2 separate regions of the Homo sapiens genome follow, and region 2 is linked to region 1. A link is a loop called in an ENCODE intact Hi-C map of the cell type or tissue named here. Cell type or tissue: heart right ventricle. All regions are shown on one strand.

Evidence for each region. Peaks named below come from ENCODE experiments on the same cell type or tissue, not always from the same donor. Only the 100,000 strongest peaks of a DNase experiment are listed, where the experiment ranks them.
Region 2: it touches region 1 in a loop (9-fold over the local background); 68 of 110 quality-filtered maps call a loop at or near these places.

The regions. Positions count from the first base shown.
Region 1 is chr4:83,642,390-83,647,389 of GRCh38, forward strand. No RefSeq gene overlaps it. Among named protein-coding and RNA genes, the nearest start is that of GPAT3, 110 kb to the left of the region's middle. In heart right ventricle, a CTCF peak has its summit at 2,486 (motif pointing right); no DNase peak of the experiment used is centred here.
Region 2 is chr4:84,496,747-84,501,746 of GRCh38, forward strand. NKX6-1 (NK6 homeobox 1) reads right to left here and starts at 2,546. Exons shown (of 3, transcript NM_006168.3): 1 at 813-2,546. The coding sequence starts at 1,482. In heart right ventricle, no CTCF peak of the experiment used is centred here; a DNase peak (open chromatin) is centred at 2,765; H3K4me3 peaks cover 2,203 bases; H3K27me3 peaks cover 5,000 bases.

The DNA of each region.
Region 1 (5,000 bases):
ATGGTGGTATGAGGGAATCACTGGACTAGCAAAACTCTCTTAAAGTTTTGACATGGGATGGAGTGTGTGGTGGTGGGGACCCTTTTTCCCACTGTTGAGGTTTTATTCTTGTGGAGGGAGCTCCACTAGTCTAGGATTTCTGGATGATGTGTGTTCCTCTTAGGCTCAGACATAGTGTCTTCTCTAGGTCCCTTCCTTGGTGTTTTTATGCCCCTTCCTTGCTCCTTTCTGGAAGATACGTCACTTATCTGACTGGTGAATGTGGAAGGAATAACTGACCAAATGGCTCAGCCTCTTCCCTTTTTCTCTTGGGAGGAGCCTGTCTTCTGGAAGCTTGCATTCCACTCTGATCATCCTTGTCATAAATGCACCAGGCAGGCCCTGTTTTTCAGAGGCTTGCCCAGTCCAGTGGTGCTTGGGATTCAAAAGATAAGCAGTGGCTGGGTGCGGTGGCCCACGCCTGTAATCTAAGCACTTTGGGAAGCTGAGGGAGATGGATTGCTTGAGCTCAGGATTTTGAGACCAGCCTCGGCAACATGGTGAAACTCCATCTCTACGAAAAATACAAAAATTAGCCAGTCTTATAACCAGGTCTCAAAAAAATAAATAAAAATTTAAAAAGACCAGCAGTTTAATTCTTGAGTGCAATGTGATCTACTTGCCTAGAGACGTAGCCTCATTTTTCAATATTAACAATGTGATATCTATTCTCCTAGCTGCCTTATTCTTTGGTCGGATTTCTTAATTGCCTCACAACATTTGTGAGAAAGATGAATGTCATTTACCAAGCCTGTTGAAATCCCAGCAGTCCTGTTAACAATGAATTGTGCACATTCTACTGGGGACTTCCTTCCTTTCCTTTCCTTCCTTTCCTTCCTTTCCTTCCCTTTCCTTCCTTCCTTCCTTCCTTCCTTCCTTCCTTCCTTCCTTCCTTCCTTCTCTCTCTTTTCTTTTCTTTTCTTTTCTTTTCTTCTTCCTTTCTGTCCTGAATCTCGCACTGTCACCTGGGCTGGAGTGCAGTGGCGCAATCTCAGCTCACTGCAACCTCTGCCTCCTGGTTCACGTGATTCTCCTGTCTCATCCTCTTGAGTAGCTGGGATTACAGGCACACACCACCACACCCTGCTAATTTTTGTATTTTTAGTAGAGACAGGGTTCACTGTGTTGGCCAGACTGGTCTCAAACTCCTGACCTCATGATCCGCCCGCCTCGGCCTCCCAAAGTGCTGGGATTACAGGTGTGAGCCACTGTGCCTGGCCAGGGACTTTCTAAGAGCCTGAGTGGAATACACTTCAGAATTATCTATTGAAGGGCAAGGGAGCTAGGGTGTCTATCCACCAACTCCTGTCCCTCACTGGCTGAGGGTTGCTTAATTCCCTGGTACTTTTAGCTTGCCCATTTTGTCGCTAGCAGAAGTCCTCGGCCAGAGAAATGCAGGTGTTTGATGCGGGAAACCAAGAATAAGATGAGAACAATCTACTGAAGCGCCAAGTAACTTTCAGTGTGTCCTGGGGAATGGTTGGGGCACTCACAGTGCCAGCGATAAGGTTCTCTGAATTCCCGTTGGCTATGCTAGTACCCTTGCTCTGTGATTCCACAGATGTTTCCTTAGTCAAATCCAGCATTGGATGGGTTTATTCTGTCACCTCAGCTGTAAGCTCTATGTGGGCAGGGACCAGATGCATGCTATTCACTGTGGTATTCTCAAGCCTAGATGATCAGTAAATATTTGTTAAATGTAGCCGGGTGCAGAGGCTCACGCCTCTAACCCCAGCAATTTGGGAGGCAGAGGCAGGCAAATCACTTGAGGTCAGGAGTTCAAGATCAGCCTGGCCAACATGGTGAAACCCTGTCTCCACAAAAAATACAAAATATATATATATATATTTTAGTCGGGCGTGGTGGCACGTGTCTGTAATCCCATCTACTTGGGAGGCTGAGGCAAGATAATCGCTTGAAGCCAGGAGGCAGAGGTTGCAGTGAGCTGAGATCACACCACTGCACTCCAGCCTGGGCAACAGAGTGAGACTCCATCTCAAAAAAAAAAAAAAATTACTTGTTGAATGAATGCTGTGGTCGGGAATGAATAAATGGTCACAGTGAAAAAATCATATGCAATTATTTTTAAAGCTAGTTTTGGTGTTTTGTAAGAAAGTACATTTGCTATACAAAGAATTGTACTGCTGAAACACAGAGACATGAAGTGCATGGTTTGGACCCACCTGATGTTAAGTTTGAAATAAACTTGCCTTTTACAACTTTATGGTCCTAGAAAAAGGGAGATCACATATTTTCCTTTCTTAGCAAAAATTGTTATCAAGGAATAGTTTCCATGAAGGTAAAACAGAGTAAGAGATTTGTTCTATTTGAAGTATTTTAAATAGGTTCTGTTTGTGAAGTTACTTGTCAAAGTTTCTCAACAGGAGAGAGATGGATTTCAGTGCTGAGGATATGATGATGTAATGTGACAACATTGCCAGTAGGGGGTGCTGTTTCACGTAGCATTAGAAGCTTTATGGCTTTGGATTCTGTAAATAGAGTTCACAACATTATTCTCGAAATGAATTAGATTAGTTTCCGAACGGTTGATAGGATTTTTAACGTCAGACAGGCAATAAAAGAGAAAGCACCAAAATCAGTCACCCCACTCCATAAGCAAAAAAGTCTGAGGGAGATAAAATCTGTAATTCATACAACTGCAGCCAATATGGGGAAGAAATAATAAAAAAGAAAAAAATGGCTAATTCCAAGTTGATTATATGCTCCAGTGTGGCCTGGATAATTCCAGTTTTGAAATACTATTCTGGATGGGCACATATGCTGAGAAAAATTCAGATATAATGGATAGTGGATAGTTTTTGTTATAGAGTCAAGAGTTGCTTGAATAGATAGCTTTAAGATGAACTGGGAAGTGCTGGGCTTAACTTTGTGAATTACCACATATGAAATACAATTATGCTCACAAATTACTATATTTAAAAACAGCTCACAAAGTAATTCTCATACTCCTGCATTTATAACTTGACAAACTGCTGAGCTGTCTTAATATTTCAATTGAATCTAATAAACACTTACTGGGGGTCTACTGTGTACCAGGCAGTCTGCCAAGCACTGGGAATCCACAAATTTTAGTAAGACAGAGCCCTCCCTTTGAGATTAGCCTTTAGCCAGGGGTTTTTAGGCCTTATAGAGACACTGCTTCTTTTCCATCACAGCCAAAGAACTCAGTCCAAGAGCTGTGGTGCAAGGAGAGGAGTGGTTGTTCCCTGCCTCCATGGTCTTCCTGTAGCAAGGTCTCTGCTCCTCTATACGAAGACCTTGTTTAGTCTGGAGGCAACCAAGAAGTAAGAATTGCCAACACACTGGTTATTCCTCTTGCATCACTCCTTTCAATGCAGAGGGAAGAACTACGGTCATTTTAGATGTTTATCAAAATCCAGTTAATAGATTTAAAAAGGATTATCATTCATCATACCTAAATGTCATAATCACTCCCTTTTCCAGGATGCCCGAAGAAGGCTCAAAGACACAGTGAAATGGCCAAAATAATATTCTAGGACTAGCCTAGAATATTCTAGTCTTCTCGCAGGTTCTAAAATGACAGCTCTAGTGCCAGGACACTAACACGACTGCCCCGAGATTTACCCCTTCCTCTCCCTCCAGAAACATTTGAGACGACAAAAGTTTTCCCATGCAGCAGCAGAAAGCTATCCAATTACTTTCTGGGGAGTGAAATCTTTTAGAAGACACGAACATCAAAGATTTTGAAATGGGGTCAAAGAACAAGGGTGTCTTTGGAAACACACAGTCCTGGTCTGGATTCCAACCTAATTTTTCAGCCGTGTGATTTTGGGCAATTTACTAAGCCTTGGCTTTCTCCCTTAAAAACAGGAATTATCATTCCTAGCTCTTAAGATTGTTGCAAAGTTTGAAATAGGATAATCTATGGAAAAGCACCTATAATAATTCCTGGCATGGTGGGCATCCTAGAAAGTGTTAGGATTCTCCCTTCCTTCTTTGGAGGGGATATTGGTCATCAGTTATGTGATCATCAAACCACATGTAAGCATGTTTAGTATCCAAGCCATGTCATCAACACAGACCCATCGTTTCCTCCTGACCTGCTACTAATGCCCCTTATTTTGATAATAATGTCAATACGCTCTTTCATGGTAAAGTCAATGAACAGCTATGATCATGAGGGCTAATTCTGAAAGCATTCATAGGCAAATCCAAAGCAGGAAGAGGCTATTTATATTTTTCCTTAGTTTTCTTATAAGAGGCGTACCTGAAAGCTGGCGTTCTGAAAGAAACTGATTAAATGACGCATCATTTTGATGCATTCCAGAGCCTTCCCCTTGTTTCCTGTGTGATTCTCAGCCTGCCAGCTCAAGTGAAGTGAGGAACAGCTTCTCTTCATATGCCATGCACAATATGGGAGCACAGCAGCTTTTGCTGCTGATGAAAATATTATGGCCTCAGTTCTCTGTAATCAATTTACTGCTTTATGGACCCAAAGTCCTCCAGAGAATTTAATAAATTCACATAATGTTTCTAAGTGCTGCATTGTGCATTTGGAGCGCTGATTTAGCTGACAAATGTGAAAAATTCGTGTAGCTAGACAACTCCCTAGTGATTAGACATGTGTGGAAGCTAAAGAGACCACGTTGCTCCAGAGAAGGTCAGCATTAACATAAAGCCCAGAATCTTCTCTTCACTAGCCTCATGTCCCTTCAGCTCTGATGGATAACACCATCTGACCAAACATTTATTTGGGGGGTAGGGTTTTACTCATTTCCAGTGGGGCTGTACTTTTGATTCTCTAAAAGTCTGCTCTGGTCTAGGCAGAGTGAAGAATGACAAAGTTAAAGGTGATAGTGTAATGTGTGACTAGGGTGGCACCTACGGATTCAGAGGATGAAATGGTCACTAAGTTATGCACGTTTGACCCTGAGGGATGCCAGAGGTTTCTAAGGGAGCATTTTGTGGGACAGCAGCAC
Region 2 (5,000 bases), 850 kb after region 1:
TTCCCCAGGCCGTGTCCCTTCATCTCACTCTTCTCCTGGCTCGCTCTTGTGTTAGGGTGTTGAGCTCCACGATGTCCCCAAATGTGCCCGGACGCAGCGTGTGCCAGCCCCCAGAGTGGAGGCAGGTGGGAAAGCGCGGGCCCAGCGCTGGTGAGCGGCTGGAAGCGCTCGCCCTGCCCTGGGGACGCTGGACTGTCTTCAATGGGCTCACCCAGGCCGAGTGTACTCGGGCGGCGAGGGCGAAGAGGTGAGGTGGGGACACCCCAGGCGGAGACGTGCATGCAAATACACTCACTTCCCGGGCGGTGGAGGGCTCACCGCTGCCGGGCCTCACTGCTTCGAAGAGAGGCAGCGGGTTAGGCTGGCGAAGGCGGAATGGGGCGCTGGACGACAGGGAGGAGCCGGGAAAGCAGAGATGCAGTGGCCTCTCCTCCCCTCTCCTCCCCATCTTTCTAATCCAGGCCAGGCCTGCGGTCCTGGCCAGGCCGTTTCAGGAACAGCCAGGGCCTCGGACGAGACACACGTCCCTCACCGCGTTGTGGTCCACACGAACACACACACACCGGCTCAGCCCAGGCGTACTCAAGACTTAGAGAGAGGGAGGCGCTTGGATACAGCCACGCGAGCTCAGAAAAGCGAGAATCCCTTTCTGGAAGCCCTGGCCCAACCTAACTGGTGTGATTCCGGCGCTGTCAAACTACTGGGGCGGGCCACAGGATGGACTGAGCGGCATGCACACCAGGGGCCGCGACCCGGGAGTGGGCAGAACAGGCACGGCAGGCAGGCATCGGGGCGCGGGTGGTAGTACTCACGAGGGGTACAGGCCAGGCGTGCGTCCCTCCAGGGCGGGCTCTGCATCACTCCGGGCCAGAAGATGGGCGTCCGGCCAGGCAGCTCAGCCAGCGGCTTGGGGTACCGGCCCACGGCGGCCACGGCCGCGGCGCTGGGGCTGAAGTAGAGCCCGGGCGGCGGCGGCGGCGGGCTCAGGCTGCTAAAGCGTGGCAGTCCGGCCAGCAGCCCCGCCGGGGATGAGGCGGCGGCTGCGGCCGCGGCAGCAGCCGCGGCGGCGGCAGAGGCGGAGGAGGCAGAGGCGGACGAGGAAGAGGAGGAGGAGGAACCGGAGGGCGAGGCGGAGGGCAGGGCGGCCCCCGAGGCCACGGGCATGGAGGGCCGGCTCAGGATATCGTTGATGCCGTGTGGGGTGGCGGCCGAGAGCTGCTGCGGGGGGCTGCCGAGGGATGAGAGCCCCCCCGTGGCCGGGGGCTTCAGGCCGCCTGGGTTGTGGGTGCCCAGAGGCGGGGAGGGCGACGAGGAGGACGACGACGAGGACGAGGAGGAGGGGGGGCCGGCAGGCAGCGGGGGATACGCGGCAGGGTACAGCGGGGTCTTCATCTCGGCCATGCTGTGCAGGGCGGCCAGGGGAGGGCTGCTGAGCAGGAATGCGCTCTGCCGGGTGCCCTCCATTGCCCCCACCGCTAACATCCCACGGCCACGCCGGAGACCGTAGCCTTGCAGCGAGGGCGCTGGCTGGTGCCCCCCGCGGGGCTCAGAGGAGCCGGAAGCGCCGAGGGCGCGAGCGGAGAGGCACTCGGCGCGCCCGGAGGCGAGCTGCCAACTGAACCAAAAATGCCGCTGCCGGGAGTTGCTCGCCTAGCTGCGCAGCAGAGATGTCCAAACCCTCCACGCGGGAGGCGGCAGCTCGCCGAGAAAAGCAGGCGTCCCGGCGGGCTAGGCAGTCCTTTCGTTCCGCGAGTCCTAGATTCGATCCCTGGCTATTCTCTCTTCCTCACTTTTCCTAGCTGTTCAAAGTGCGCTACTTCTCATCTTCTGCCCCCGGGAAATAAGCAAAACAAAACCCAGGCTGGCTCCGGAGAGTTTGTAGCAAAGTTAGTTGCCGAATCTCCACTTTGAAGTTGGAGGGTGGGGGTGGCTTGCTTTCTTTGGGGAGGTTCAAAGGACGCCTTGTGCAGCCCGTGGCGCTCCTCTGATCTTACTGGGATGCTCTGCTCTTTCGGTCGCGCGGCTGATTCGCATTCGACGCTCACTGTGCCCGGGGAGAAAGCGCATCCAGCCCGCGGGAGATCTAGCCTCTGTGCGGGCTTCCTCCGCCCACGCTGCCCCGGGCTGCTGCGCCAGAAAGGGCAGTGCCACGGATCCCCGCGGCTCCCAGGTCCTCACCTCCACCCGCCTTGCCCTCTGGCCCACGGGGCACTGGAGTTGCAATATTGAAAAGAAAAAGGGGGAGGAAAAACACAGAAAAACAAAAGACTAAGTGTGAAAAGTCTGACGGCTGGGTTTCGGCGCCGCTCGTCAGTCCACTTCTGCAAACGGGCCCGGCGACCCCCGCCCCACCCCCGCTCCCTCTCTCCCTCTCACTCTCAGCCTTTGACTCTCCTCTCTGGCATTTTCTTCGCGGCTTCCCAGGCTTCGGTCTTCTAAGTCCTGTCCTCTGGCCAAACTGACCCTCTCCGCGGCTCCTCCGCTCTTTCTCTCCTTTCCTCTCTCCCTCCGGGCCTGACAGTTCAGATGAAGCTCTCAAAGGTAATAAAACATTTGCATCACTCCCTACCCCTCTTTAGCTGGGGGACGAAAGGGAGGGGGAAGTGGGGGACCAAAATGAGAACTTTGAGGGACGTCACTCCGAGGCTGCGGGGGCCGGCGAGCCGGGCGCAGGCCGGGGGCGTAACCACCGTGTCCAATAGCTCGCCGCCTCGATCCTTGCGTCGCCCCTGGGGCTCGCCCACTCGGGGGCGCCGCACCCTCTGATTGGCTGAGGCGGGCCAGGCGTAGGGCCGCGCCCGCCTAGTCCCCTCCCGCTCCCTACTTCTTTCTCCTGTGGGCGGGGCCAGGAGGGGCGGGAGCTGGTGAGTGGTGCGGTTCCGCGCTGGGGCCAGTGGCCGCCTCAATTAATTGTGCTAAATAAAATGAGAAAGGGGAGGGGGAAGCAGAGACGAAGAGGGTATTACTTTTTAAAGAGAGGAATAATGAAAACTCAGCCCTTTTATGGAAAAGCAGTTCATATTCTTCCCTTGCTTCCCCACTAGCCCGCTCGCGTCATCCTATCCCCTTCCCCCACCAGCTCTGGAGGGCGCCTCACCTCGAACCAAGTCTGGTCCCTTGTAAAATGGAGCTAATGGAGCAGGCAGCCGGCGCAGCCCTGGCCTGGCTCCTTCTTTTGAAGGGATTAATTAAAGGCCATCTGGGCTCTCCCAGAATTGTGTAAATTAATTTGTTGCTCCTTAAGCCTTATAGATGTCCTTAATCCCCTTGTAGGCCAAAGGATCGTCCTCTTCCATCTTTCCACCTCCTGCTTTCCTTTTCTGTTCTTTCTCCTCCACTTTATTTTTTTTTTCATTCCCGAGTTCCCCCCCGCCCGTCGCTTCCCACCGCGTTCATTATCATTTATGGGTTACTCAATTCGCTGAAAACTGAATCCGTTTAATAGGAATATTTATCTGTCAGATGATGTTTATACCTGAGAACAGTGAGGGAGTTTTTTCCCTTAACTTTTCTCCCTTTGATTATTGTTGTTATTTCCTTTGGGTTTACATGGGGGTAGAATCATCAAAATTCAGGCGGAAACTTTAGATACAGAAGCATCTAGGTACACCCTGGGAACTGTAAGCTTTTGAAAACCCTCTCCAAAACTCTGGCGCCTACTCCCAATTCTAGAGTTGCTACGGGAGATGGAGATGTACCAGCTCCTGGACAGTGGTGGTGGGATGTCTATCTAGAGTTTAGGAGTTGAAGGGTGGCTTCCTTTACTCTCTAAATCTCTTCCATCTCTGGCTGATCTTTACGTTCCCGACAGGGTTGAACTGCGGGCTGGAGAAGGAAAACCCTTTGACAATTTTGAGAATTCAGCATGTTAAAGTAACACACCATTGGAAGGTGGTCGCTACAGCAAATTTGGATGAGATCATTAATTACAATTTTAATGAGCAGAAAACAGAAATAAACGCAATAAATGGCTCAAGAATAAAATTTGATCAGCACCACCGACGGATGGAGTTTAGCTATTGGTGTCAAAGCGCTCATTTGGGTCCAAGCACGAAAAGCCAGGAGGGCGTACTCCGCTTCGATAACCTTCGTTTACTAAGCACTAGTTTTTAAGGGTCAGCTTGAGTTTGAGTCTGAAACTGGGGGAAGGAAGGGTTATATTTGCCAGTTTTATTTCCTTCTAAGATAGAAGCAATGTTATTTGGTCCTCCTCTTCCTTTATCTTTCTTCATTAACTTCAAGACTGGTTTAAATCTATTATTTCATGGACTTTAGAATCTGACCTGGGGTAAGGTGAAGTCCTTCGTCAGCATGAATAGTGCTAAGGAGTCAAGCCAAGACTTGCTTCAGAAGAGAGCTGATGTGCGGACCTTCTGCATTTCCACGCGGGGATCCAGTGCTTGGGTCTAAACCCCAGCGCCCTGCCACCTCGGCCAGGAAGCTGCGGGAGGATGGTGGCAGGCATAGCCCGTCCTAGCCTTGAAACTGGGGGGCCTATGTCTCTGGCTTCGTTACAAACGAAACGTTTCTCGCCTTCGGACACTCCACCCTGGCGGTGGTACCCAACCTTCAGTCTCCACTCTGCGCCTGGCCCTCCAGCGACCTCCTCACATCCTCCAGGACACTGCATTCTCAAGGACTAGGTAGGAATTGGGAGGAAAAGAGGCCAGTCATCCCCAAAGATTCCAATGTTAAAGAGTGATCCCCTTTTTATCTCATGTAAATATTATGACTCGGAAGAGAGTTGAATATTTCCCTATTGAGAATGTTAGTATCTACTATTGGAGGCGGGGTTGCCAAAGAGAGACACGGGGGTGGGGGAGAGATTGAGACTGAGATTCAACTCAATCCAACTCAGGGTGAACTGTCTTGAGTAAATAGTTGCAACGCTTGGTGTAAGGATGTCTCCATCGTTCACTTTTACGTATCATTTGCATTGCCAAATTAAAATGGCAGCATTGTTCTTAATTATGACAATAAAAAATTCCGGATCCGTGTAC